Regions from separate parts of the Homo sapiens genome. Here all the other regions are linked to region 4. Evidence: chromatin loops called from intact Hi-C (ENCODE). Cell type or tissue: PC-9. All regions are shown on one strand.

The links. A loop is a pair of places that touch in the nucleus more often than their neighbours do. Peaks named below come from ENCODE experiments on the same cell type or tissue, not always from the same donor. Only the 100,000 strongest peaks of a DNase experiment are listed, where the experiment ranks them.
Region 1: it touches region 4 in a loop (7-fold over the local background); 8 of 110 quality-filtered maps call a loop at or near these places.
Region 2: it touches region 4 in a loop (9-fold over the local background); 9 of 110 quality-filtered maps call a loop at or near these places.
Region 3: it touches region 4 in a loop (6-fold over the local background); 3 of 110 quality-filtered maps call a loop at or near these places.
Region 5: it touches region 4 in a loop (5-fold over the local background); 10 of 110 quality-filtered maps call a loop at or near these places.
Region 6: it touches region 4 in a loop (8-fold over the local background); 3 of 110 quality-filtered maps call a loop at or near these places.
Region 7: it touches region 4 in a loop (2.1-fold over the local background); 2 of 110 quality-filtered maps call a loop at or near these places.

Annotation. Positions count from the first base shown.
Region 1 is chr7:142,811,029-142,815,028 of GRCh38, forward strand. LOC105375541 (a long non-coding RNA gene) reads left to right here and starts at 3,169. Exons shown (of 2, transcript XR_001745392.2): 1 at 3,169-4,000. It also overlaps TRB and TRBV30. In PC-9, CTCF peaks have their summits at 302 (motif pointing left) and 505; DNase peaks (open chromatin) are centred at 303, 2,023, 2,453 and 3,593; H3K4me3 peaks cover 940 bases; H3K27ac peaks cover 3,390 bases.
Region 2 is chr7:142,532,998-142,536,997 of GRCh38, forward strand. It overlaps TRB and TRBV13. Among named protein-coding and RNA genes, the nearest start is that of MIR11400, 60 kb to the left of the region's middle. In PC-9, CTCF peaks have their summits at 2,218 (motif pointing right) and 2,423; a DNase peak (open chromatin) is centred at 2,264.
Region 3 is chr7:142,383,563-142,387,562 of GRCh38, forward strand. It overlaps TRB, TRBV7-3 and the pseudogene TRBV8-2. Among named protein-coding and RNA genes, the nearest start is that of MIR11400, 89 kb to the right of the region's middle. In PC-9, CTCF peaks have their summits at 2,123 (motif pointing right) and 2,322; a DNase peak (open chromatin) is centred at 2,149.
Region 4 is chr7:142,458,046-142,462,045 of GRCh38, forward strand. It overlaps LOC107986855 (a long non-coding RNA gene), which reads right to left. Exons shown (of 2, transcript XR_001745394.2): 2 at 3,048-3,947. It also overlaps TRB. Among named protein-coding and RNA genes, the nearest start is that of MIR11400, 14 kb to the right of the region's middle. In PC-9, a CTCF peak has its summit at 1,622 (motif pointing right); a DNase peak (open chromatin) is centred at 1,756; H3K27ac peaks cover 505 bases.
Region 5 is chr7:142,514,156-142,518,155 of GRCh38, forward strand. It overlaps TRB. Among named protein-coding and RNA genes, the nearest start is that of MIR11400, 42 kb to the left of the region's middle. In PC-9, CTCF peaks have their summits at 2,031 (motif pointing right) and 2,233; DNase peaks (open chromatin) are centred at 716, 1,149 and 2,106; H3K27ac peaks cover 3,205 bases.
Region 6 is chr7:142,373,946-142,377,945 of GRCh38, forward strand. It overlaps TRB. Among named protein-coding and RNA genes, the nearest start is that of MIR11400, 99 kb to the right of the region's middle. In PC-9, CTCF peaks have their summits at 2,136 (motif pointing right) and 2,341; DNase peaks (open chromatin) are centred at 176 and 1,856; H3K4me3 peaks cover 591 bases; H3K27ac peaks cover 3,305 bases.
Region 7 is chr7:142,585,994-142,589,993 of GRCh38, forward strand. It overlaps TRB and TRBV14. Among named protein-coding and RNA genes, the nearest start is that of MIR11400, 110 kb to the left of the region's middle. In PC-9, CTCF peaks have their summits at 1,763 (motif pointing left) and 1,964; a DNase peak (open chromatin) is centred at 1,798; H3K27ac peaks cover 338 bases.

The DNA of each region.
Region 1 (4,000 bases), 350 kb after region 4:
AAAATCAAGTGCTTTGACTAAATCATGCTATGACTGTGCCCAACACCATCTCGAGTACATTTTATTTTTCTTTTTAATCCTCAAAATGACTCACTGTGTCCAGCAAATAATAGCTGCTTAATACATAGGTGATCCTTAAAGTTCAGTAGGGACCCCTGGGCATTATTCCATATGTTCTTGATCACTCTGTGTCTACATCTCAGATTTTCCACTTCAGATTAAATGATACTAGAAATATGCACGTGTCTGGATTGATCTAGGTTAAATGATGCCCGGAATGGAGTATTTTAAGACATCTTGTGCCCCCTTGTGGAGGGGAAGGGACATTAGAAAGAAAATCTTTTTAAGAACAAGGACTAGGGAGGGATGGGGATGAGGAAGGAAGCTCAGTTGCCAAGGTAACCATCGAACCTCTTCCCAGCCATCCACATCAGCCTTTTCCTCTCCTTCATTTCCATCCAAGTGATTTCTCTTTTTTAGAGCTCAACCATTACACACACGGTCCTCTTCTTGCGTATCTCTTGGATCACCATCTGTCTGTCTTTGCTACAAAGGAAGGGCTACAAGATAGTACAACAGGACATTTTTTAAAACCTCAAACATCACCAAAATTTCTAAGTGCAAGCTTATTTTTATTTTTTTTTTTTTTGAGACAGAGTCTCGCTCTGTCACCCAGGCTAGAGTGCAGTGGCATGATCTTGGCTCACTGCAACCTCCACCTCCCAGGTTCAAGTGATTCTCTTGCCTCAGCCTCCCAAGTAGCTAGTATTACAGACGCCTGCCACCACGCCCGGTTAATTTTTGTACTTTTAGTAGAGACAGGTTTCACCATATTGGCCAGGCTGGTCTCAAACTCCTGACCTCAGGTGATCCTCCTGCCTCAGCCTCCCAAAGTGCTGGGATTACAGGCATGAGCTACCACGTCTGGCCTAAGTGCATGTTACCTATACTAACAAAACCACACTTCTGCCTCGAATGAGAACAGTCTCCTGAACATCTTGCCTCTTTGCCTGACTCAAAGCCTCAGGTCTAAGCCTCCCCATAATTTCTAGTCTCAGCAGAAAGATCAATGACAGGAGACTCTCCAGGTGATGAAATTAACCAATTAAGTAACCTGGGTTGGCATCCTCCCGTTTGTTCACCAGCTCACCTCCTGCCACAGGTATATCCTTTCTCTCAGCCATATATGCACAAACCCCCTCCCCACGGCACACATAGAAGAATTTGGAAGACTAGAAAATCAGGCAAGGTATAGCACACCTTGAGGGCTGGAGTATGGTAGCCTGGGCCGGGACATCCATACATTGAGAACTTGACTATGTGCAGGCAAATCACAGGTTCTGCACACATACAATTTTTTGTTCTCCCTGAGAACTTAGTAGAGTCTTTTGTAGAATTCTCGCTTTATTCCATTGCTTTCACATTGGCCAGCAGTCAGAAACCTACTTACAAATATCCTCCACCCAGTCCCTAAGTGAAGGCCCCTGGGGAGTATGGTTAGGGCTCAGGAGAGGGTGGGGTTTTTGCACAGATGTCTGCCCCACCCAGCTCAGTGTGACACTCCAGGCACAGAGATAGAAGCCAGAGTCACTGAGAAGGAGCTTCTTAGAACTCAGGATGAACTGCCGGTCCTGGGGTCTGGAGGCTGAGAGATTCTGGGGCACCTCAGAGCTGATCTGGCCAATACCAACGGAGTAGAAGAGCAGCTGGAGGCCCCTGCCTGCAGCCTGTCGGTACCAGTATAGGTTGGGGTTTGATGTTCCCTCCACAGTGCACTCCAGAGAGAGCGGGCTGCCCACAGGCTGCACCAGGGTCGCTGGCCATTGATGAATAGTCTGAGATCTGACCCCTGTGGGAAAGATAAAGTGCCATTTACAGAGGAGCACCCCAGCCTGGCTTGCCTTCCCCAGACAGAGGGGCAGCTCAAGCTCTTGCATGACACAGGCACCTGGAATCCATCATGGGGAGTAGACTGGGGGAGCCAAGGATGCAAAGCATCCCTGGGCCAGGGAAGACCAACAGAACGAACTCCTTCTCAGGAGATAGAGAGAACTAAGAATCATCAGATCAGCCCCTAAGGCTAAATTCCCATATCTGTTCCAGACAATCAGGAATAGACTCAAGAGTGTCAAACCAACAGCTCAGACTCTGCATTCACGGGATTGGGGTGAGGGTGAGGATGAGAAAAGAGGCTTGCCAGAGAGGAGGGCACCCACCAAAGAAAGTGCCCAGGAGAAGGGCAAGGAGAGAGCAGAGCATCATCCAAGCCAGCCTTTCCTTCAGCTAGTCTGGGGGACAGACGCCTCCTCTTCTGGGCCAGTGATGTGGTCAGGCTGCTCCCTCTGGGAGATCTGCTGCCAGAGCAGAGGAATCCTACCCCATGAGCTGGGGAGGAAATGAGGCTAGTCTTCTTTTAAGAGTGTGGTGAATCACCCCCAGCCTCCCTGGGAACCAGCTATACTCTGCACTTGTTATCTTCTTTGCATTCCTGCTGACATCCTGGTATGTAAATATATTTAATGACTCATTATTTACCTGTAAACTAAAGGTAACTCTCCAGCTCCCCCGGGAGACATCAGAAGCCTGGGAAAGCTTCAGAGAAACTGTGATACTGATAGAAGGATGAAAAAAGATTTTAGTTTATCTGAAATTGGAAACTAGAGCTAGACATGTTACCTGGGAGATGAAAGGATAGGGCTCAAGAGATTCAGGTATTTTGGGGTAATCAAAGCAGAAATGCTCAGTTCTGAGGGCAGGAAGCTTCTATGACAGCCAAAGGGATCGCCTGCATAATCTTCATCCCTGGCAGACAGATTTTGAGACCTGGACAGGCATAATTAACTCCTGAACTGATCAAAGTTGGAATCTGCTCCATGTGTCTCTAATGGGCCAACTAGATCTAATTTATCCTCTAAATGCAATATGAGTAATAGGAAACATCACAGAGACTTGGAATCATATGGATTTGGGTTCATTTCACAGCTCTGCTTCTTGCTGGCTTGGGAACTCTCAAGCAAACCCTGATTCTCAATTTTCTTATCTATAAAGTGAAAATAATGATGACAATATCTAAAAATTGTTGAAAGATGCATTTTGCCTGGTGCACTGCAGGCAGGCACTCTTACATATGTTGGCTTTTTTTTTTTTTTTTTTTTTTTTTTTTTTTTGACTCCCTATGTCTGCAGCAAAGATTGGGAGATTTACAATGGCATGGGGTGGAAGGTAGGGGCTGAAGGGATCACGAGCCACAAAAAACACAGTCAAGCCACGAATTCATAATAGTAAGGATTCATAATAGCTAAGCATGGGACTCTGCTAGGTAGCTGCTAAAATGTCATTCTGCTGAAATGGGACAAAAGACCTTCAGATGCCTGGAGGACACCAGCACACCCTTGGAAACTCCTCTTCCCTCTGTCTTTGCCATGCTCTGTATTCTGAAGGATTCATATTCAGAACAATTACTTAGTTTGGGTTGGATGTGGTGGAGCGGTTTGAGATGAAAACCCAGGAAAGAAAGCCGTAAAAGTGGCTGAACAGGGAGAATAAGCTTTAAGCAAATAAAGCATTTGTAACACTTTCCCATTTCATCAGGGCCTAGTGATGTCATATGTTTGTTGTTGTTGCTGATGCTACAGTAACACAATTCCAAGTTAATGTTGGGGTTCTTGCTTCTGACAGTTTTGGCTGTAGCACATTTTTTTGTTTGCATTTGAATACACCATATGTATAGGGGAATGTTTTGTTTTTTATCATTTCAAAATGGAATTAATCCTCTTATAACATTTATTTAAATGATAAATCAAGTGGTAAATATAGTTTGCTTGCAGTGAACATTTGGAACATATGATGAAAAATAGCTATAGCCAACGCAAGAGCAGTTTTCATTGAACAGTTGTTCAATCTCAGTTTTTAATAAATCTGATAATATAATATCTGTGCATGTTAGGATTGCAGAGAGTGAAGCCAAAATAAATATGTGCACACATAGCCTATTCCTCCC
Region 2 (4,000 bases), 75 kb after region 4:
ACGGAGTCTCAATCTGTCACTGAGGCTGGGGTGCAGTGGCATGGTGTTGGCTCACTGCAACCTCCGTCTCCTGGGTTCAAGCAATTCTCCTGCCTCAGCCTCCCAAATAGCTAGGATTACAGGTGCCCACCACCATGCTCAGCTAGTTTTTATATTTTTAGCAGTGACGGGGTTTCATCATGTTGGGCAGCCTGGTCTCGAACTCCTGACCTCAGGTGATCCACCTGCCTCGGCCTCCCAAAGTGCTGGGGTTACAGGCATAAGCCACCACGCCTGGCCCAAATCTTTCTTTTTTGGGGGGAGAGTAAATTGTAAAACCGTTTTTGATGAGTAATTTAGCAGCATACATCAAAAGAGTTAATACTGCTAACACTCCTTGACCCAGAGTGTTTTTTATTTAATGAATTTATTTCAAGGAAATTGCTATATATGCATAAAATGTTTGAGAATGTTCAACAGAAAAGAAATTATTTTAAACTGAACAAATATAAAAATATATCAAAGTTGGTATGATGCTGCCAAAGCAGGACTGAGGGGAAACTGAAGAACAGGGGATAATTTTCTATTCATTCTGAGGCCAGAACTACTCTGATACCAAAACGAGACTAAGAGATTCCAAGAAAGCTGCTGACTAATATCTCTCAGGAACACAGATTCAATGATCCTTTTACCATTACAGCCTAGAGAATCTGACAATATGTAAGAGGGATAGTACAACATGGTCAAGTAGGGTTTATCTCAGTAATGCATTGTTGGTCTGACATTCAAAAAACAGACTATGTCATTTACCTTATCTGTATGAAAAATATGAAAAGTATATGATCATATCTATAGATAACTTAAGCATTTGATAAAATTCCATATCCTTTCTTGAAGAAAACTGTTATCAAACTCAAGAGTAACAAGAAATTTTCTTCACCTAAAAAAGGACATTTATGACATCCTATGGTTAAATAGAATATTTTTGCAAGCAAACTGATAAGTCAAAGATGCATATGTAATTCCCAGATCAAATACTAAAAACAGCAAAAAGAGGATAAAATAGCCTTTTCAGCAAATGGTTCTAGAAAAATGGGATAATATGGAAAAATAATGAATCTCTAGCCTTATCTCACTCCATAACCAGATGTGGGCAAACTATGGCCTCCGGGCCAAATTTGGCCTTTGTCTGTTTTCATACAGCCCAGAAACTAACAAAAATTTTACACTTTTAAATGATTGAAAAAAAGTAAAAAGTATTTTGTTACATATAAAAATCTAAGATATTCAAATTTCAGTAAACATAAATGAAGTTCTATTGGATCATGGCCACAGTCATTCGTGTATATATTGTCAATGGTTGCTTTTGCACTACAATGACAGAATTGAGTAGTCGAGACAAATACTGCATGATGCACAAAACTAAAAAATTTATTATTTCACCCTTTACAGGAAAACTGCTGACCCTTCCCATAAACAAAATTTAGTAAGAGACACAAAAAAATCCCAGATAATCGAAAAACTAGAAACTGAAAGCTTCTGGAAGAAAACATAGCAAGCTCTCTTCATGATCATGGGGTAGGCAAAGATTTCTTAAGGACAAAAGAATGTTCTAACCATAAAAAAAGCAAATTGTTCTTTATGCAAATCCCAAAAAGTTCTTCAAAATACATTACGAAAAAATAAATGTATATCTGAGAAAGGGCTGGATTCATATTATAAAGAATTCCTACACATCAATCATAAAGAAGGCAATTCACTAAAAACAAAAAGTTGACTAGAGAATTAAAAAAAAAAGATATATAAGTAGGCAGTTTCTTTTCATGAGACTAATGTGTTTATTTCTCCAGCTTAGATGATTGTTTCACTGATAGCATGTCACTGTCAGCTGCCTCCAGGAATTATCTTTGGTTAAAGGGAATGCTTTGCCCAGGTCTCACCCCATTCCTATGGCAGCTGGCATTTAATGACTGGCTGATATCTCCCTTCCTACACCATTATTTGATGAAATTTAAAATTTAAATTAAAATGAAAAATTTTTCTTTCTTGTTTAAAAAGACATTTGCTTTATGTCTCCCTCACCAACCTGTGCAAAATTTGAGTTTGAGGCAGGTAAACCTGAAATCAGCAAGAGCTGTGCTGTGTCCTGAGAGATCCTGAGGGTCTAATTTAGGAAGCACCCAGTCTCCCTAGTCAGGGTCCTTAGAGCTTCCTCATAGTGACTACACACTGGCCACTTGGGGGCACTGTGGATCCACTGAGTGGGTCACTGATAGCGCTGTCTGAGAGAGAGAGGGTTAAGGGAGACAGTCTTGATTTCGTCTCTGTATCAGGGATATTACCAGATGAACCAGAGGTACTGCTGGCACAGGAAGAGTTAATCATAGTCTTATCAGATCAACTGATATGCAACATGTATTTGTCATGACAGGAAGCCATGAACTGAAGCCTTGTGTGGCCTCTCTAGCAACCTAGGTTTGATGGGGAGTGTGATGAGGGTTTCAGCAGGGCAGCCTGGATAACCCAAGCCAGGTGGAGATAAAGGAGCATCTGCCTCAGATGAAAATCTCAGAAGCTGTGCGGATGGCTGTCTGCCCGGAAGCCTGCCCCCTCTCGCTCAGCACAGCTAGCTTCCCCTGCTCTGCAGGAAGCTGGACAGGATGGGGGAAAGCCTGAGTTAGCTGAGCTAGTCCTGGAGTACAGGGTGCCTATGGGAGCCTACAGGACGATGACATCAGAACAGTGACATCACAGTAAAAACCTCCAAAAACGGTGAGGAGGAGCAAAAGCCCTGCTTTCTCACCCCAGGAGACCAGCAACCTGAGCAGGGAGATGCTTAGTCCTGACCTGCCTGACTCTGCCTGGAACACCAGGCTCCTCTGCCGTGTCATGCTTTGTCTCCTGGGAGCAGGTGAGTCCTGAGTACAGGTGGGACATCCCTGTATCCACAGTGTTCAATTGTTGCTGAAGTGTCAAACTCTCCCGAGCTGAGTCTTCAGCTTCTGTCTCCTTCCTCCACAGGTTCAGTGGCTGCTGGAGTCATCCAGTCCCCAAGACATCTGATCAAAGAAAAGAGGGAAACAGCCACTCTGAAATGCTATCCTATCCCTAGACACGACACTGTCTACTGGTACCAGCAGGGTCCAGGTCAGGACCCCCAGTTCCTCATTTCGTTTTATGAAAAGATGCAGAGCGATAAAGGAAGCATCCCTGATCGATTCTCAGCTCAACAGTTCAGTGACTATCATTCTGAACTGAACATGAGCTCCTTGGAGCTGGGGGACTCAGCCCTGTACTTCTGTGCCAGCAGCTTAGGCACAGCCCTGGAGAATTACTGGCTTTCTGTACCCAAACCCTCCTATCTCACTTGAGGATGTAATAGGGAGAAGGAGGTGGGGGCTGCCACACAACTTTAGCCAAGCCCCAGAGATGCTTCTATTCTTTTCTAACATTTTCCCCTGCCCTGCTGAGCTCAGTGAGAGCTCCTGCACTTGTGGGCTCCAGACCCACTGGAAGTTCTCACATCTTAGCCAGTACTTTTTAATTCCTAGCAAGTGGCGGGAGCTTCTACTCTGTGCCAACATAGGGGTATATGTTTTAGTGTGTTTCCTGTTGCCATACAGAATACCTGAGACTGGGTATTTTATAAAGAAATGAAATTTGTTTCTTACAGCTCTGGAGGCTGGGAAGTCCAAGGTCAAGGACCCACATCTAGTGAGGACCTTCTTGCTGGTGAGGACTCTGCAGAGTCCCCAGGTGGCATAGGGCATTACATATGAGGGGGCTCATGAAAGATGGTCAAACTGGCTTTTATAACAGACCCAACCTCATAACTAACTAATTCCTTCTATAACCCATTAATCCATGAATGGATTAACCTTTATGAGGGCAGAGTCCTTAAGATCCAGTCACCTTCCAAAGGTCCTACCTCTCAACGCTGCTGCATTGGGAACCAAGTTTTCAATATATAAATTATTTAGGAACACAGTCAAATCATAGCAGTACACATTGCGGGTTTTTT
Region 3 (4,000 bases), 74 kb before region 4:
TATGAAATAAGATAAATGTTTATATTATAATGAGATTGTGGAACATAAGTGACAAATAGATGATTCTAAAAGCTGTCAAAAAGAAAAGATAAATCTCTCCTAGTGGAATAGACTGAAAAAATCAATGAAAGAAAGAGGATCAGAAATAACCATTTAGTAGGAATTATAATCCCCATTCATTAAACACTGAGATGGAGGAAAATATATTTACAAGTGGAAAAATTAAAAAAAAAGACTATGAGTTTTCCAATAAGGTATCTTTTCTGAATTATAGTCAACAAAGGTGGGAAGTGGTCCCAGAAGAAAGGCATGAGGTGCAGCTTGTGAGGGAACCCATGTGTTGGGACAGCCCCGTTGGGCACGTGTGACTGGGGGATGGAGGAGGCTGGGGCATCAATGGGGATGGCATAGGGGACCCTGACTTGCAGGAAAGACAATGAGCTCATCCCTTGGTGCCTTGTGTTGGGGGCGCTGTTGGCACATCCTAGAGAACATGCCCAGCAGACAGAGGAGCGCCTGTGTGGTGAGGAGATAAACTCAGAAATGCAGCATGAGGCCTGTAGCTCCAGACAGCTCTAGAGCACAAAGTGAAGACCGATGCATTGATGTTGTTTAAAGGGAGCTAATAAATATCTAAAGCAGTCATCCAAGTGTGTTCTAATATAAATCCTGTGTTCCTGAGGTTGTGGGGATTGAGAGAGGAAGTGATGTCACTGTGGGTACTGTTCTGTGTCAGGACAAGGACGTCCCTCCTCCTCTGCTCCTGCTCACAGTGACCCTGATCTGGTAAAGCTCCCATCCTGCCCTGACTCTGTCATGGGCACCAGGCTCCTCTGCTGGGCAGCCCTGTGCCTCCTGGGGGCAGGTGAGTCCTCAGACACCAACCAGTCTCATTCTGTGTGTCTGTATGTGTGTGTGTGTGTGTGTGTGTGATGAGTACAACTGTTTTCCTCATCCTGTTCTCAACTTGTGTCTCCGCAGATCACACAGGTGCTGGAGTCTCCCAGACCCCCAGTAACAAGGTCACAGAGAAGGGAAAAGATGTAGAGCTCAGGTGTGATCCAATTTCAGGTCATACTGCCCTTTACTGGTACCGACAAAGCCTGGGGCAGGGCCCAGAGTTTCTAATTTACTTCCAAGGCACGGGTGCGGCAGATGACTCAGGGCTGCCCAAAGATCGGTTCTTTGCAGTCAGGCCTGAGGGATCCGTCTCTACTCTGAAGATCCAGCGCACAGAGCAGGGGGACTCAGCCGCGTATCTCCGTGCCAGCAGCTTAACCACAGCATGACACAATCGCCTCCTTCCTGCTCATAAACCTCCTCCTCTCTCTCCTTGCTTCCTTATGATACTATTTTGCACCAGGGGATCCTCATCTCACACCACTCCACTGCCTCTTCCAGAATCATTGCTTGCATGTCCGCTGCTCAGATCAGCAGATGTGCGTTGTATATGTTAATCATTTTCTGTGGAAGGCTCGTTGCTGGTCTTCATTATCCATCCTTATTTTCCACATTGGATACTGCTCCCTTCAAGATTACTTGTTGCCTACAAAAGATCCTACTTTTTACATTCAAATTTTACTTTTTATTAATACGTATTTGATGCCATCTTGAAGGCAATCTCATTATCATCCTAATCTTTTGCTAATCTTTATGTTTATGGTAACATTGATTGTTATTTTGGGGGACATGTATTTCATCTTTGGTAATGAAATGAAATAACTATGCACTTCAATTCCTGTATGTTCTGCCTACTTAAGAGTAAATCCAATTTTCTTCCATTCCTCCCATTCTATCCCACTCCCTTTATATGATAGTTTTAAGGGAGAAAATATTAATTAGACTCTAACTGCAGCTATGTGATAAGAGTTATTTAGAATGAGGGTGGGATATTAAGCTTTGAGTAAAGCAATAGTCAGGGTTAGAACTAGTGTTGGAATCAGGGTTTAGGGAAGTTGCTCATAAAACCTGCAGGATGACACTTCTAGAATAGTCTCTCACTCACTCTGCAGACACTTCCCAGCATCCCTTGGGCCATTGCAAAAGCAATGATGAAACTTCACGTATTGGCCACAAGATGGCACTGTGGTCCACTGGGATCTAAGGGACTCTGGGGAGAGCCTGGGAGAGCAGCCTAGGAAGGGAAGGGTTAAGAAAAATTAGGGCTGGAATCCAATATTATGCAGATGTTGCAGCAGTTTTCAGTCATTGCTAGGCTACCTACAGCTATGCAAGATGCAGGAAATACCTCTAATCTTTAATGAGATCCACAGTTGAAGAATTTTGGCCTGGCAGCCTTGGTGTCAAGCGCAGGTGCAAGCAGAGGAGCAACTGCCTCAAAGGAACGTGGGAAAGCTAGGGGCGGGCTGTGCCCTAAGCTCAGTATGTCTCTGCTGCACCCCATCTTCCCTGCAGACCTCGCCGGGCAACAGCCTTCATGAGAGGAGGTGGATCCTGCCTGAGACCAGTCAGAAGGCCCTGGACCAGCTGGACTCCGTAGGCATGGGGGGTGACACCACAGGCCCACCAGACTATTCCCTAGGGAGCAGCCTCCGAGCCCCAGCTCACAGTCCTGAGGATCACTGCACTTAGTTGGGCCAGCCCCTCCTCACTCTGACCCTACCATGAACCCCAAACTCTTCTGTGTGACCCTTTGTCTCCTGGGAGCAGATAAGTTCTGGAAACAGCTGCAAAACCCTGTCATGGGTTTGCAATGTCTGGGCTACAAGCCTTTTTTGTCCTTTCTTCTGCAGAGTCCCCCTATTTCTTAAGTCTTGTCTTCACTTTCTGTCTGCCTCTCCAGCAGGCTCTATTGATGCTGGGATCACCCAGATGCCAAGATATCACATTGTACAGAAGAAAGAGATGATCCTGGAATGTGCTCAGGTTAGGAACAGTGTTCTGATATCGACAAGACCCAAGACGGGGGCTGAAGCTTATCCACTATTCAGGCAGTGGTCACAGCAGGACCAAAGTTGATGTCACAGAGGGGTACTGTGTCTCTTGAAACAAGCTTGAGCATTTCCCCAATCCTGGCATCCACCAGCACCAGCCAGACCTATCTGTACCACTGTGGCAGCACATCCGCAGCCCTGCACAGCCAGCTGCCCTCTGCACAAAAAGGGCAGTCACAGGCTGGAGGTGGGCACTCCTTATGGAAGCCCGTGTCTCAACCAGAAGAAAAAGCTGCCCTTTCTGAAGCTCTTCCCAGACTTCCCAGCAATGGGATCTCATTCTATGTGTGCTCCTGCAGCATAAAACTTAGAGTGAGCTGGGTCTGTCACTGTAGTGCGGATGTGTAAATGCAAACAACGTAATGTTATTTTGCTCAATTTGGAATATTCTGGTAATTGTGCAAAGGAATGGTAGCTTCTAACAAGAAATTCATATTTCACTTTCTTTTCAGGAGAGAAGAAAAAAGCAGAAAGCAGCTGGGAAGCTTTAGCCTGCTTGAGTGATCTGGGATTCTCAGGTAGCATACATAACATCACCTTGGCTTTGGTTCCTTTAGATACCAAGCATGTGTTCTGTGGAGGACAAGAAAATCCATTTTTTTTGTTATAAAGTTATAAACACACAAGAGAACAATCCAGTTAGGGAGAATGTTAATAAATACAACAAACTCTGCCATTAGACCTGAAGATAATCAGCTAGTAGAATTATCAAAGAGATTGTAAGACTCTTACTGAGTACCTGTTTGAGGTCCTCTGAGGATAGATGAAGGAAGGAACTTAATTCTTACCATCACTGTGGCTTGGATTAGAATCCATGAGTTCCTTAACTTGTTTTTCTTGTAAAATATTATAAAATAATATAGAACACACATTTTATTTTCCTGTAGCCTGTAGTCCTCTTTAGCACCTAAAGGGAGAAGCGCATATCCCGGTGCAAAAGGGAGCTGGTTGCTTGCTTGGCAAAAAAATGAATTCACCAATTGGCCAATCTGCTGAAAGTCAAAATGAAAGGCTAATATATGAGACTGATGACAGTTCATGGTTCT
Region 4 (4,000 bases):
GGAATGACTCTGCTTTTACTTTAGGCTGAGAGGTCAGAAGGGTCAGAATACTGAGGGTCAGAGGCCCTCAGTATTCTCCTTTCCAAGACGGAGTATGGCCACTCTCCATCTCAGTCCCTGGAAGGTGTCCGGAGCTCCCTGAGAATCCCTGCTCTGGGGCAGAATCACCAAGGCTCATCCTCGCCAGCTCCCCACAGGCTCCAGCAGGGCTTTCCTGCCAGGTGCAGGGCACAGGAATGGTTCTATCTGTCTCTTGGTTAGAGGGAGGCTATGCAATGATGTTTGTATAAGAGGGACTGGGATTCTGGGTCTCCATTAAAGTATTTGATAATATTTTCTTTGTTTTTTGTTTTATTTTGCCATCTCACCACTTAGGAGAGCAATCCCTTGGTAGTTATATTGTTTTTGCACTTGGTAAGGTTTTTGTGGTTAAGTCACATTAAGAAATTGTGCCTTTTTTTCCTGTTCAGCTGTAACCCAAGGCAGTGAAAGAAACAGCAATAATTTTGAAAGCAGTTACTTATGCATCCTATGATAAAGGTGTTAAGTTCCATTGCCCACATCTAACTTTCAGTCTAGTGGAAATGAAAAGGCACAGTTAGGGGGCATGTGAGCCTGCCATGAGAGAGGTCAATGCCAATTGAGAAGTCTGTGCCAATCCCCAGTACTGTGGGATTGAAGGGGAGGGAGAGATGACCTCTCCTTCAGACCATACTCAACAAGGAGGGAGAGGGAGTTCATCCATGGGAACCTGCGGAGCAGCAAATCCCAGGGGCATCTAACTCAGGGTGCAGGAGCAAATCATTGGAAATGAAAATGGTCCACTTCAGCTGTCACAGGAGACAGGAGAAAGAAAAGTCATACATTCCACAGTCCCCTGGCTGATTTTCTTCCTTATGATAGTATTTTGCACCAGCGTGTCCTCATCTCCCGCTGCTCCTCTGCCTCTTTCATAATCATCTCTTCCCTCTTTGCTGCTCAGATCAGTGGATGTGCATTGTACAAGCTGATCATTTCCTGTAGCAGCACCTTTGCTGGTCTTACTTATGTTCATCCTTATTTTGTGCATTAGGTATTGCTCCCTCCACCATTGCTTATTTCCTTGTAAGAGGTCTCCTTTATATATTTCAATTTTACTTTTTATTAATAGACATTTTTAACTTCATCTTTTGCTTATCTATGCTTTTGGGGTAACACTGTCATTTTTGGAGGGCATTTTTGTTTATCCTTAGTCATTCAGATTAAATAATCTCTTTATACCTCAACGTCTGTGTTTTCTTACTATTTAAAACCAAATATTGTTTCCTTTCATTCCTCTCCTTCTGTTCCTCTTTCTTTAGATGGTAGTTTTAAGGGAGAAAAAGTTAGACTATAACTGGAGCTATGTGATAAGAGTTATTCAGAATGAGGGTGGGATATTAAGATTGGTAACTCAAAGCAATAGTCAGGGTTAGAAGTAGTGTTGGGATGAGGGTTTAGGGAAGCTGCTCATAAAACCTGCGGGATGGCACTTCTGGAATATTCTGGCAGCTCGCTCTGTAGACATTTCTCAGCAGTCCTTGGGCCATTGCAGAAGAAACAATGATGAAACTTCACTTATTGGCCACAAGATGGCACTGTGGTCCACTGGGAACTAAAGTACTCTGGGCAGTCTGGGAGAGCAGCCTAGGAGGGAAAGGGTTAAGAAAAATTCGGGCTTGGATCCCATATTATGCAGATGTTGCAGCAGTTTTCAGTTATTGCTAGGCTACCTACAGCTATGCAAGAGGCGGGAAGTCCCTCTAATCTTTAATGACATCTACAGTTGAAGAATGTTGGCTGGGCAGCTTTGGTGTCAGAGCAGGTGCAGACAGAGGAGCAACTGCCTCAGAGGAAAAGGCGAAAGAAAGGGGCCGGCTGTGCCCTGAGTCCAGTCCATCTCTGCTGCACTTCATCTTCCCTGCATGTCTCTCCAGGCAACAGCTTTAACCTCCTTGAGTGATCAGGGATTCTACAAGTTTATAAGTCGTACTGATAACATCACCTTGGCTTAGATTCCATTGGATACCAAGCACGTGTTCTCTGGAGGGCCAAAAATATTGACAACAATTTCTAAAACACCTAAGTAAACAAACTACAGAAGGAAAATATTAGTAGATGCACCAAACAGTGCCGTTAGACCTGAAGATAATCAACGAGTAGAATTATCAAAAGGAGACTATAAATAAGTCTCTACTAAGTATTTGTGGGCATCGAGCAGTGTTTGAGTCCTCTCAGGGTAGATTAAGGAAGGAATTCAGCTATTATCTTGACTTTGGCTTGGATGAAAATCCATGACCTCCTCAATTGATTTTCTTGTAAAATATTACAGAATAATATTGAGCAAACATTTTATTTTTCTCCAGCCTGTATCCCTCCTTAGCACTAACAGGTAAAGCGAATACCTAGAGGCAAGGTTTCTTTAGTTGGGATCCATTAACTGCAGGACTGGGAGGTCCATAGCTAGGCTTCACAGGGAGTGCAAACCCCACGTGCAGGGAACCCCGTGTGTCTGTGCTGTGCCCAACTCCCCTCTGTGAGGCTGCCAAAGGGGGACTGCCGGGTCTCCCAGGACCCCACTCACAAAGAGGGAGAAAGCTGCTTGCTGGGCAAAAAAATCAATTCACCAATTGGCCAATCTGTTGAAAGCCAGAAAGAAAAGAAACGTTCAATTGTGAGACTGATGAATGCCCAATTTCCCAAGTTATAAAATGTATAGCAGCTCATGGTTCTCAGAATGATTTCAACAGTATATGAAGATATTTTTAGAAAGTTTTTGTTTTTCTAAAGCATTCCTTGATATTGATCCTCACTTGTTTTTCAGCCCACTCATCCGTTGAGCTTAATTTGATGCCAAATTTCAATGTTGCCTATTTCAGTCACTGACCACTTCTCACATTCTCCATATCTTACACAGATACGTGTGTTCCTGTCTTTTCTTCTTTTTGTGTGATGCATTTTTAAATTGGGCTGTACAGAATACAAGCATACATTTGTAAATGACTGCCATCTTTTATGCAGTTTAGCTGTTTAATTTTTAGTAACACTTTTTATTAAGGTATAATTGAGAGTAAAACACAAGTATTAATACAAAAACATCCTGGTACATTTTGACAATTGCATACACCAGTGCAACAGTAACTGAAATGATTATAAAAAAAATTTCCATCACTCAAGAAAGTGTCCTCATGCTCCTTTCCAATCAATTTCTATCCCAGAGATAAAAACTTTTCTGTTTTTATCACCATTGACTAGCTTTGTCTATTCTTCAGCTTCATATAAATGGAATCATATTTTATTAGTTATTTTTCTCCAAAATTAGTATTTCTGAAGTGTATTCATATTGTTGTATCAGTAGGTCATTCTTTCTTATGACTAATATTCCATTGCATAAATATACCACAAATTTTTTGTGCATTCTCTTGTTGATGGATATCCATGTTATTCCTGTCTTCAACTATTATGAATAAAGTTGTTGTGAACATTCTTGTGGAAATCTTTCTTTTGGACATATGCATTCTTTTTTCTTCTTTTAAAACCTACACTTAAGAGTGGAAATACTGACTCATAGTGTAGATGTGTGTGCTATGCTTGCGTGTCCCCACAAAAGCTCATGTTGAAATTTGTCAGTGGAATGGTATTGGGAGGTGGGACAGCTATGACTAGGTCATAAGGGATCTGCCCTCAGAAAGAAATCAATGCCCTTATTGGGCGAGTGACTTAGTTTTCCTGGGAATGGTCTTCCAATAAAAAGGATGAATTCAGCTGTTTTCTCTGTCTTAAGTGCTTGCTTCCCCTTCCTTCTGCCTTGGATAACAGCAGGAGGACCTCACCAGCTGTGGCCCTTTGATCCTGGACTTCCCAGTCTCCACATCTATAAGCCAAATAAACCTCTTGTCTTTATACATTGCCCAGTCCGTGGTATTTCTCTATAGCAGTAGGAAAGAAATTGAAAGAAAATATGGCACCATGAGGCTGTTGT
Region 5 (4,000 bases), 56 kb after region 4:
TCTTATGCCATTTCTGAGCTAGGCCAATATAGCTCAGAATTTATTTCCCCACTACTCTTGTTCTTAGAACCCATCACCTAAGGGGCCGTCAATTGTTCCTATTTCCATTCAACTCCCAAATTCTCTTGCACTGTAGCTCTGTGTTTCCTTCAAGAATGCCAGTCTGGAACATGACAACTATTTTGAATGTACCTAAAGGTATCACTGAACCAGTTCATTATTTACAAATTATCTTTCCTCACATGGAATATTCAGATGCTGGAGTCATTGGGAACAGAGATGGCCAAGCAGCAACTCTGGGTTGTGAACCACATAGAGCCCCGCTATTCTTCTATGTCACTGACAGACCCTGAAACAAGGACTATTTTGCTTTAGAAACTAAGCAGCTCCACACCAGTCAGGAATGACTCTGCTTTTACTTTAGGCTGAGAGATCAGAAGGATCACATCCTCAGTATTCTCCTCTCCTGGACTGAGTGTGGCCACTCTCCATCTCAGTCCCTGGAAGTTGTCCAGAGTTCCCTGAGAATCCCTGCTCTGGGGCAGAATCACCAAGGCTCATCCTCACCAGCTCCCCACAGGCTCCAGCAGGGCTTTCCTGCCAGGTGTAGGGCACAGGAATGGCTCTGTCTGTCTCTCAGGTAGAGGGAGGCCAAACAGTGATGTTTGTATAAGAGGGACTGGGTTTCTGTGTCTCCATTAAAGTATTTGACAATATTTTCTTTGTTTTTTTTTTTTTTTTGGTTTATTTTTCCATCTCGCCAATGAGGAGAGCAATCCCTTGGTAGTTATATTGTTTTTGGCACTTGGGAAGGTTTTTGTGGTTAAGTCACATTAAGAAATTGTGCCTTTTTTTCCTGTTCAGCTGTAACCCAAGGCAGTGAAAGAAACAGCAATAATTTTGAAAGCAGTTACTTGTGTATCTTATGATAAAGGTGTTAAGTTTCATTGCCCACATCTAACTTTCAGTCTAGTGGAAATGAAAAGGCACAGTTAGGGGGCATGTGAGCATGCCATGAGAGAGGTCAATGCCAATTGAGAAGTCTGTGCCAATCCCCAGTACTGTGGGATTGAAGGGGAGGGAGAGATGACCTCTCCTTCAGACCATGGTCAACAAGGAAGGAGAGGGAGTTCATCCATGGGAACCTGAAAAGCAGCAAATCCCAGGGGCATCTAACTTCAGGTGCAGGAGCAAATCCTTGGAGAGGAAAATGGTCCAGTTCAGCTGTCACGGGAGACAGGAGAAAGCAAAGTCATCTAATCCACAGTCCCCTGGCTGATTTGCTTCCTTATGATACTATTTTGCATCAGCGTGTCCTCATCTCCCGCTGCTCCTCTGCCTCTTCCAGTGTCATCTCTTCCCTGTTTGCTGCTCAGATCAGTGGATGTGCATTGTACAAGGTGATCATTTCCTATAGCAGTCCCTTTGCTACTCTTAGTTATATCCATCCTTATTTTCTGCATTAGGTACTGCTCCCTCCACCATTGCTTATTGTCTTGTAACAGGTCTCGTTTTATATATTTCAATTTTACTTTTTATTAATAGACATTTGACTTCATCTTTTGCTGATCTATACTTTTGGGGTAACATTGTCATTTTTGGAGGATGTTTTTGTTTATCTTTAGTGATTCAGATTAAATAATCTCTTTATACTTCAACGTCTGTGTCTTCTTACTATTTAAAACCAAATATTATTTCCTTTCATTCCTCTCATTCTGTTCCTCTTTCTTTAGATGGTAGTTTTAAGGGAGAAAAAGTTTGGCTATAACTGAAGCTATGTGATAAGAGTTATTCAGAATGAGGGTGGGATATCAAGATTGGTAACTCAAAGCAATAATTAGGGTTAGAACTAATGTAGGACTTAGGGTTTAGGGAAGCTGCTCATAAAACCTGCGGGATGGCACCTCTGGAATATTCTGGCAGCTCACTCTGCAGACACTTCCCAGCATTCCTTGGGCCATTACAGAATTAAACAATGATGAAGCTTCACTTATTGGCCACAAGATGGCAGTGTGGTCCACTGCGATGTAAAGGGCTCTGGGCAGTCTGGGGGAGCAGCCTAGGAGGGAAAAGGTTAAGAAAAATTAGGGTTTGTATTCAATATTATGCAGATGTTGCAGGAGTTTTCAGTTATTGCTAGGCTACCTACAGCTATGCAAGAGGCAGGAAGTCCCTCTAATCTTTAATCAGATCTACAGTTGAAGAATTTTGGCCAGGCAGCCTTGGTGTCGGGGCATGTGCAGACAGAGGAGCAACTGCCTCAGAGGAAAAGGGAAAAGTGAGAGGCAGGCTGTGCCCTGAGCCCAGTGGGTCTCTGCTGCACCTCATCTTCCCTGCAGGTCTGGCCAGGCAACAGCTTTAACCTGCTTGAGTGATCTGGGATTCTCCAAGTTCATAAGTCTTACTGATAACATCAACTTGGCTGAGGTTCCATTGGAAATCAAGCACATGTTCTCTGGAGGACAAAAAGTATTGACAAAAATTTCTGAAACACCTCAGTAAACAAACTATTGAAGGAAAATATTAGTAGATGCACCAAACTGTGCCGTTAGAGATGAAGATAATAGACTAGTAGAATTTTACAAAGGAGACTATAAATAAGTCTCTACTAAGTATTTGTGGGCATCAAGCAGTGTCTGAGTCCTCTCAGGGTAGATTAAGGAAGGAATTCAGCTATTATCATGACTTTGGCTTGGATGAAAATCCATGAAGTCCTCAATTGATTTTCTTGTAAAATATTACAGAATAATATTGAGCAAACATTTTATTTTTCTCCAGCCTGTATCCCTCTTTAGCACTAACAGGTAAAGCAGACACCTAGAGGCACGGTTTCTTTAGTTGGGATCCATTAACTGTAGGACTGGGAGGTCCATAGCTGGGCTTCACAGGGAGTTCAAACCCCACGTGCAGGGAACTCCGTGTGTCTGTGCTGTGCCCAACTCCCGTCTGTGAGGCTGAAAAGGGGGAGTGCCGGGTCTCCCAGTACCCCACTCACAAAGTGGGGAGCAGGCTGCTTGCTGGGCAAAAAAATCAATTCAAAAATTGGCCAATCTGTTCAAAGCCAAAATGAAAGGAAAGTCTGAATTGTGAGACTGATGAATGCCCAATTTCCCAAGTTATGAAATTTGTAGCAGCTCATGGTTCTCAGAATGATTTCAATAGCATATGAAGATATTGTAAAAAGCTTTTGTTTGTCTACAGCTTTCCTTGATTTTGATCCTAGTTGTTTTTCGGCCCACTCATCAGTTGAGCTTATTTTGATGCCAAATTTCAATGTTGCCACTTCAGTCACCAAGCACTTCTCACATTCTCCATAACTTACACAGATATGTGTGTTCCTGTCTTTTCTTATTTTTGTGTGATTCATTTTTAAATTGGGCTGTGCAGAATACAAGCATACATTTGTAAGTGAATCCCATATTTTATGATTTAGCTGTTTACTTTTTAGTAATACTTTTTATTAAAGTATAATAGAGAGTAAAACAGAAATATTAATACAAGGACATCCTGGTACATTTTGACAAATGCATATGCCAGTGCAATAGTAACTGAAATGATTATAAAAAAAATTCTGTCATGCAGGAAAGTGTCGTCATGCTCCTTTCCAATCAATTTCTATCCCAGAGATAAAAATTGTATTTATTTATTTATTTAGAGACAAGAGTCTCACTCTGTCACCCAGGCTGGAGTGCAGTGGTGTGATCTCAGCTCACTGCAAGCTCTGCCTCCCCGGTTCACGCCACTCTCCTGCCTCAGCCTTTGGAGTAGATGGGACTATAGATGCTTGCCACCACACCCGGCTAATTGTTTGTATTTTTAGCAGAGACGGGGTTTCATCGTGTTAGTCAGGATGGTCTCGATCTCCTGACCTTGAAATCTGCCCGCCTCAGCCTCCCAAATTTTTGGGATTACAGGCATGAGCCACCGCGCCTGGCCAAAACTTTTCTTATTTTTATCACCACTGACTAGCTTGGTCTATTCTTGAACTCCATATAAATGG
Region 6 (4,000 bases), 84 kb before region 4:
AGACAAGAGTCTCACTCTGTTGCCTGGGCTGGAGTGCAGTGGCATGATCTTGGCTCACTGCAACCTCCATCCCCCCGGTTCAAGCTATTCTCATGCCTCAGCCTTGAGAGTAGCTGGAATTACAGGCACATGCCATCATGCATGGCTAATTTGTTTTGTATTATTAGTAGAGACACGGTTTCACCATGATGGCCAAGCTAGTCTCAAGCTCCTGACCTCAAGTGATCCCCACGCCTCAGCCTCCCAAGTGCTGGGATTACAGGCATGAGTCACTGCGCCCAGCCCTGGACTGTATCACTTTCTTTTCTTTATTTTCATAAGAAAAGCCAAGTTTATAATTAATAGTATCTGAAGTTTGTAAAATGAAAAAGTTAATGCATACTTATATAGAATCCTGGAATATCATTAATCACCATCTTCCCTTCAATGGGACTCCTCTTTCTTAAAATGTAATGAAGATTCTTAGAGACAGTGTCAGTTTTTCATATAATTTCTGCAATATTCTAAGCAATTGTGTCTTCATAGTCAGAATTGATAACCAATGCTATAAAGTATCCTAACTCTAAGGCTGGAATTTGCAAATACTCTTTTGGAGCAAATAAAATTGTGTTGTAGTAATATTCATCCAGTCTCATGATCCTGAAAAAACAAATTATTCAGCATAACCACACTTTCCACAGCCACATTTTTAGAGATTTGATGAGACTGGAACATCATCAAAGATGCTTCTCAGAAATCAACCTAAAAAACTGAAATAAAAATTAGTTAAGCTCAGTAATGGAATCTTATCATCCTTTCTGAGTAAAAGATATTGTGTGTGCAGGAACAGAAAACCAAACACCACATGTTCTCATTCATAAGTGGGAGTTGAACAATGAGAACACATGGACATAGGGAGGGGAACATCACACACCGGGGCCTGTCGGGGGGTTGGGGGAAGGGGAGGGAGAGCATTAGGACAAATCCCTAATGCACGCGGGGCTTAAAGCCTAGATGACAGGTTGATGGGTACAGCAAACCACCGAGGCACATGTATACTTATGTAACAAACCTGCACGTTCTGCACATGTATCCCAGAACTTAAAGTAAAATAAAAAAAAAAAAACCCAAGATATTGTGTGTGTGTGTGTGTGTGTGTGTGTGTGTGTGTGTGTTTGTGTGTGTGTTTGTGTGTGTTTTCTGTGGAGACTCAGCCGCATGGAAATAGTTTCTCAGGGTGGCATTACTAAGAGGTGTTGGGTCATTGGCAGAGCTCCTAGGTACTTCTGGGTAAAGAAAGGAAATATCAGACCCAATTGAATCTGCCTAAGTTATATACAGCTCATAGGGTCGTTTATTTCAAGATTTTTTAAAATTCAGAAATAAATTTGTAAAATTGAAAAATCCTCTTTATAGAATGTGCTATCTAAAATCTGGGAATAATAAATCTAAATATAGGCCAGACGCGGTGGTTTACACCTGTAATCCCAGCACTTTGGGAGGCCGAGGCGGGTGGATCACGAGATCGAGAGATCGAGACCATCCTGGCCAACATGGTGAAACTCCGTCTCTACTAAAAATACAAAAATTAGCTGGGCATGGTGACAGGCACCTGTAGTCCCAGCTGCTCAGGAGGCTGAGGCAGGAGAATGGCTTGAACCCAGGAGGTGGAGGTTGCAGTGAGCTGAGATTGCGCCACTGCACTCCAGCCTGGGTGACAGAGCAAAACAGCGTCTCAAAAAAAAAAAAAAAAAAAAAAAAAAGTCTAAATACAAAGTGTGAAAAGGTGTGGCTCTGATTATTCAAAGGGAGCTCTGGAATGTCGTGTTTCCAGTCTGGATCTGCTTGATATCCTCACACTGTTTCACCCTGTGGCCTGTATAATTCTGGCTCCTCTCTTCCATCTTAGGATACTCATTGCAATGATGTAGCAGCAGTTTATTGTGCAATCAAGATGTGCCCTTTTGTTTTCACTGGCCAAGGGTGAATTTGAAGTTCCACCCTAAGTCAACCCTTCTGGGAAAGCAATAGAGAGTGTGTGTGTGAGAGGGTGTGGGTTGCAGGGGTTGGTGTAGGGGCATCTCTGCTCCTGACTTAGACAATGCTGAGCTCATCAGGTCAGAAGGTGTGAATCCATGAGACTGGAACTTTGGCCACTTGGAGGTGCTGTGGCTCCACAAAGCTGTGGGGAACCCTGGGGAGGGGTGGAGGGTGACCCAGGAGAGGACGGCTGAAGGGAATGCTTGGCTGCGTGCTGGCATCAGGAGGCGGTTGGAATTCAGAGTAGGTCCTGGGACTGCCCAGGGCAAGGTAGGCACACCAGGGACCTCAGTTTGCATCAAGGAGAGAATGTCTTTGCCTCTGCATGGGCAGTGGAGGGTGAAGAGGCTGGGGCAGCAAGGGCTGGGAGTCAGTGCCAAGAAAGTGACAGGGGTTGTCAGAGAAAAATAAGGTGGGATATGGGCATGTGGAGACTGTGTTCCACCTGCCCCACTTTTAATTTCAGGGTTGTGTAGGACAGGAATGGTGCAGGAAGCAGCAGAGCCTGGGGTCTGACAATGGGTAGAGCAGGCAGGGGTGGCCTGCAGGGAGAGTTACTGGGAAAGGCCGGTTTCCCAAGGAAATGCCTGAAACATTCCTGCCCCACTCAGGAAATGACCATGAGGTGGGTGCTGCCAGACAGAGGGGTTCAGGCCCTGCAGAGCTGACAGGCCTTTCCCAGGCACTCCCTGCTGCTTCTACATGTGATCTGCTTTAATGCCCACTGATATCAGGTAGGGTAAATATGATTTTACCTGTTTATACATATGGGGGAAGCAGCTGTCCCTGTTCTCATGTTTAGTAACCGGCTATAGTCAGTTCCTCCAACACCTCTGCACGCCGCCCTGCTCTGTACATGTGTCCTCTCCTCTGGCTTCCTCATTTCAGATCCCCGTTAGCAGGAGGGAAAGATCATGTCTCATATGTGGTCATTAAAACCTCTTCCCCGACAAGCCCAAGGAACTTCCAGGTCAAGCATCTACATTCATCCTTCACTGTAGGAAAGAAAAAGAAATAAAATTTTCTGCACTGTGGACTTTCTGTAACTGATGTAATATACCTTGAGGAAAATGAGCATAAATAGTTGCTATTCATTCATTAATTAATCTTATTCTTTTACTCAATAAACTTTTTGAGGATCCTTCTTTGTATAAGGTATTCTGTGACATAAAATTGAAAAGAAAAAATATTAAGTGGAAAAAATGTTTCTTGCTTTTTAGAGTGTTAAGGTTTGCATTTATTTTTTAAATTGTTTTCTTTATTAAAAATAGTTTACTGATTTCTAAATTATACAAATTTACTTTTTTCTCTTTCTTTGGCTAACTAGTCCCATTTTAGACAGCCATTTAATTTAACTGTGGTAGGAATATGTAATATGAAATATATCTTTTTAACAGATTTTTGTATGTACAATACGGTATTGTAATCTACGGGCAAAAGGTTGTACGGCAATCTCTAGATCTTATTCATCCTCCTTAACTGAAATTGTATACCATTGACAGCAACTCTCCATTTACTCCAATCCCCAGCCCTTGGAAATTACCTTCACCTTTGCTTCCGTTACTTCAATTATTTACGTTCCATCATATAAGCAGAATCATGTGGTATTTGCCTTTCTGTGCCTGGCTTATTCACTTAGTGTAATGTCCTGTGGGTTTATCCACATTGTCATATATGGCTGGATTTTCCTCTTTTTAAATGTTTAAAATACTTCTTTGTATGCATCTAACATGTTTAAGGTCTGAAGTATAAAATGTGTCATATCTGACTGTTTCTATGAAACAGTCTGTCACATGACTGGCAGTCATTTGCAGAACTGCAAGCACTGAGTACACTGATGCACATTCACAGTTCAATTCTGCTTCATGGAGAAGACTTAGAGAAAATATTAATCTAATCATTCATTATCATTTTATGATGCACAAAATAGAAAGCCTTCATTAGGAAAATTTCAATTAATTAGAAATTCAACTATACGAAA
Region 7 (4,000 bases), 130 kb after region 4:
GGATTAGCCTGGTGGCCCTCAATGCAATTACATGTGTCCTTATAAGAGATAGCCAGGGGGAGATCAGACACAAATGGAGAAGAGAAGGCAATGTGACCACAGGAGAAGAGATTAGAGTGAGGTGAACACAAGCCAAGGAGTGAGGCAGCCACTAGAAACAGAGGCAAGGAACGAATCCTCTCCTATAGCCTCCAGGGGGAATACGGTCCTGATGACACCTGGATTTTGGTCCATTGATACTGATTTTGGACTTTTCCAGAACTGTGAGAATAAATCTCTGTCATTGTAAACCAGCAACTTTGTGGTAATTTTTATAGCAGCCACTCAAAATTAACACACTCCAATATGTCCAGTTAACCTGAGACTAGGCCAAGAAACTCATGTTCTTATAATATTTTCTGCAAACCTTGCTGTCATGTTTTTATCTGACACCCATCTCAAACTATAATGAAAGAAAATAATTTTGAGACTTCAATGTCCCCCTGTCTGGGGTGTGCCTTCCATAGTTCATTGGAAAAGTCTAGTCTCCTTTCAAGATTTTATTCCAGCAGTACCTCCTCTTGAAAGAATTTAAGGCATTGTTTTATGTTCTCAGTGCACATACTAAAAAGAAAAAGACAAAGACTCATGTCTACTTGATGTTTACATTTTTGCGGGGAGGGAGAGACAGAGATAAACAAATAAGTAAGGCATATAGTGTATTAGCAGGTGATACCTGCAATGCAGAAAAGAAAAGGCAGACTAAGGTGAGGGAGACCAGGACTGTCAGAGTAAGGAGCGTTGAAATGACAATACATTGTTCAGAGTAGGGCCCAATGAGGAAGTGACCTTTGAGCAAAGATTTCAAGGAGATGAAGGAAAGAGACATGTAGGTATCTGGGGGAAAAGAATTCCAGGCAGAGGGAGGAGCCAGTACAAATACCCTAAAAAAATATTTTAGGACCAATGAGGAGGCCCATATGACTGAAAAATTAAGGAAGGGAGTGGTAGGCTTTATTTCCAAGCGGTAATGGGGCAGGATGGATCATTTAAGACCTTGATGGCCTTAAGTGCTTTGTTGTTTTGTTTTCTTATTCCAAATAAAACTGGGAGCTAGTAGATGATTTGGAGATGAGTGACATGATCTAGCATGTTCTAGAGGGCTGAGTTTGAGAGCTAGTTCAGAAGTAGGTGAAAGCAGGGAGATCAGTTAGGAATCTATTGCAGTAATCCAGGAAAAAGATGATGGTGGCCTTGTCCTGAGGGTTAGCAAAGAAGGTGATGAAAAAATGGATGGATTCTGAGTGTATTTTCATGATAGAGCCAGTTGAATTTCCTAATGGATTGGCTATAGGGTGGGATAGAAAAAGAGGATTTGGGAACCACTCTAAGGTTTTCAGCTGGAAGGCTGTTGGTGGAGTAAAGTTGAGGATAATCTTTCATGTTTAGAGCATGCTGTTTGAGAGTGGTGGGGGGAAAATGTTGATTGGAGTGCATTAGAGAGATAATGGGAAAAGAGAATTTGGAGGTAAGTATTGATCATTAGCAATAGCAACAATAGCTACCGTAGATTAAAATGCCCCACAGTCTATGGGGATGTGATACATGAGGGAAGACAGGGCCAGATGGGATGAGGTAGGATCCAGACATCAGACTCAGGAGCTACGAGTGGTATATATAAGGTTAACACCTAGTCAAATGCATAAACAGGTTGATTTTAATTGATGTCAGTTTTTCTCCATTGCCCCCTCTAGAGGCAATCTTCTTCAGAGAACCCTGGCTAGGTCTTCTATGTTTCATGTCCGTAGAGGGAGCTCCTGAGACTGTGGACATTGGCTAATATGCTGATGTCACTGGAGGCCACATCTTACAGGGCCAAGAGACAGATTTGCTTTCCTTTTTCTCATGCTTGTAAGCTCCTTCATCTGGAAATGTGATTTACCTGGGTCCTGCCATGGTTTCCAGGCTTCTCAGTTTAGTGTCCCTTTGTCTCCTGGGAGCAAGTGAGTCTTCAGGTACTTAAATATCTGTGCTGTACCCTATCCCAGTCTATTCATGTCATGTATTCTGTTTTTGTCTCTTCCCACAGAGCACATAGAAGCTGGAGTTACTCAGTTCCCCAGCCACAGCGTAATAGAGAAGGGCCAGACTGTGACTCTGAGATGTGACCCAATTTCTGGACATGATAATCTTTATTGGTATCGACGTGTTATGGGAAAAGAAATAAAATTTCTGTTACATTTTGTGAAAGAGTCTAAACAGGATGAGTCCGGTATGCCCAACAATCGATTCTTAGCTGAAAGGACTGGAGGGACGTATTCTACTCTGAAGGTGCAGCCTGCAGAACTGGAGGATTCTGGAGTTTATTTCTGTGCCAGCAGCCAAGACACAGTGCTTCACAGTCGTGCCCTTGCTGTGCAAAACCATAGCCTTCTCCTCTCAACTCACAGCTGCCCAAAAGGAAGGCTTTCCCTGTGCCTTCTCCCCCAAGGGAGGGGAGATAAAGAACCAGAATTAACTCATGAAATACAAGAGTATTCCAAGAAGATTTGGGTGAAAATACTTGTGGTTTGGGGGATCTCTGAAGTTTTTTAAACAGAACTCAAACTATGTGTTTCTCATATTTATTTTTATTTTTTAAAGTGTATGTTGCCCTGGTTATAAAGCAGACTTCTTGCCTATCTTGCTGCTCTGAAAGGTTTGTGACTCTGACTGTGAGGCCACATCTTTATATCCCTTCTTATAGTAAGAGAAACAAGTCTTTCTGATGAAAATAAAAATAGTGAATAAAAATGCATTTACTACTGGCTTTTAGGATGCTCAATGATGATGCTAGCAATGGTGGTAGTGGTGACGTTGGTAATGGTGGTGATGAGTTTAGGTTGCTTTTGTCTAGCATTTATAAATTTCCAACCACTTTAAAACAATCTCATTTTAGAGTGGAATAGCTAAGTCCATTATCAGAGGTTAATGCTAATTTTCTGTTCACATAGGGTCTGAGTTTTTAATGTAAAAAATATAGTTAGCACTATAAATAGATATCTGTCAGCCGATACAGAACATTTTTTAAGATCACTTCCAGTTGCTGCAATAGGAATATGTATTCCTATTTTTTTTCTTTTTTCTTTTTCTTTTTTTGAGACGAAGTCTTGCTCTGTCGCCCAGGCTGGAGTGCAGTGGCAAAATCTCAGCTCACTGCAACTTCTGCCTCCTGGGTTTAAGCGATTCTCCTGCCTCAGCCTACCAAGTAGCTGGGATTACAGGTGCCTGCCACCATGCCTGGCTATTTGTTGTATTTTTAGTAGAGACGGGATTTCACCATGTTGGCCAGGCTGGTCTTGAACTCCTGACCTCAAGTGATCTGCCTGCCTCAGCCTCCCAAAGTGCTGGGTTTACAGGTGTGAGCTACTGTGCCCGGCCTTTTTTTCTTTTTGAGACAGGGTTTCATTCTGTCACCCCGGCTGGAGTGCCATGGCAGTGTGATCACGGCTCACTACAGCCTCGACTTCCTGGGCTCAAGCAGTCCTCCTGCCTCAGGCTCCCTAGTAGATGGGACTATAGGTGTGCATGACCACACCCAGCTAATTTTTGCATTTTTTGTAGGGACAGGTCTCACTATGTTGCCCAGGCTGGTCCTAAACTTCTTGGCTCAAGTGATCTTCCTGCCTTGGCCTCCCAAAATGCTGGGATTATAGGCATAAGACACCATGCCTGGCCTGGAATATGTAATTTTTAATGAGACCTAATGGTATAATACATTCTACCTGGTTCAACTGCCTTCTTTTAATATCTGGATTCCAATATTCTGCTCATGTTTCAGCCATGTTTTTGCAAACAGTCCTGAAATTCACTCTAATAATAAGTTTCATTTTCCCAGTCTGATTGTTATTTAGCACCTCAAATTATTATTGAACTCATCCTAATCCTGATTAGGCAAATGGATAGTGAGAAAATATTACAAGTGGGCTTGGATTTTAATTTTTTCAAACAATTTAAAACCCATTTTCCTTTTCTAATGATC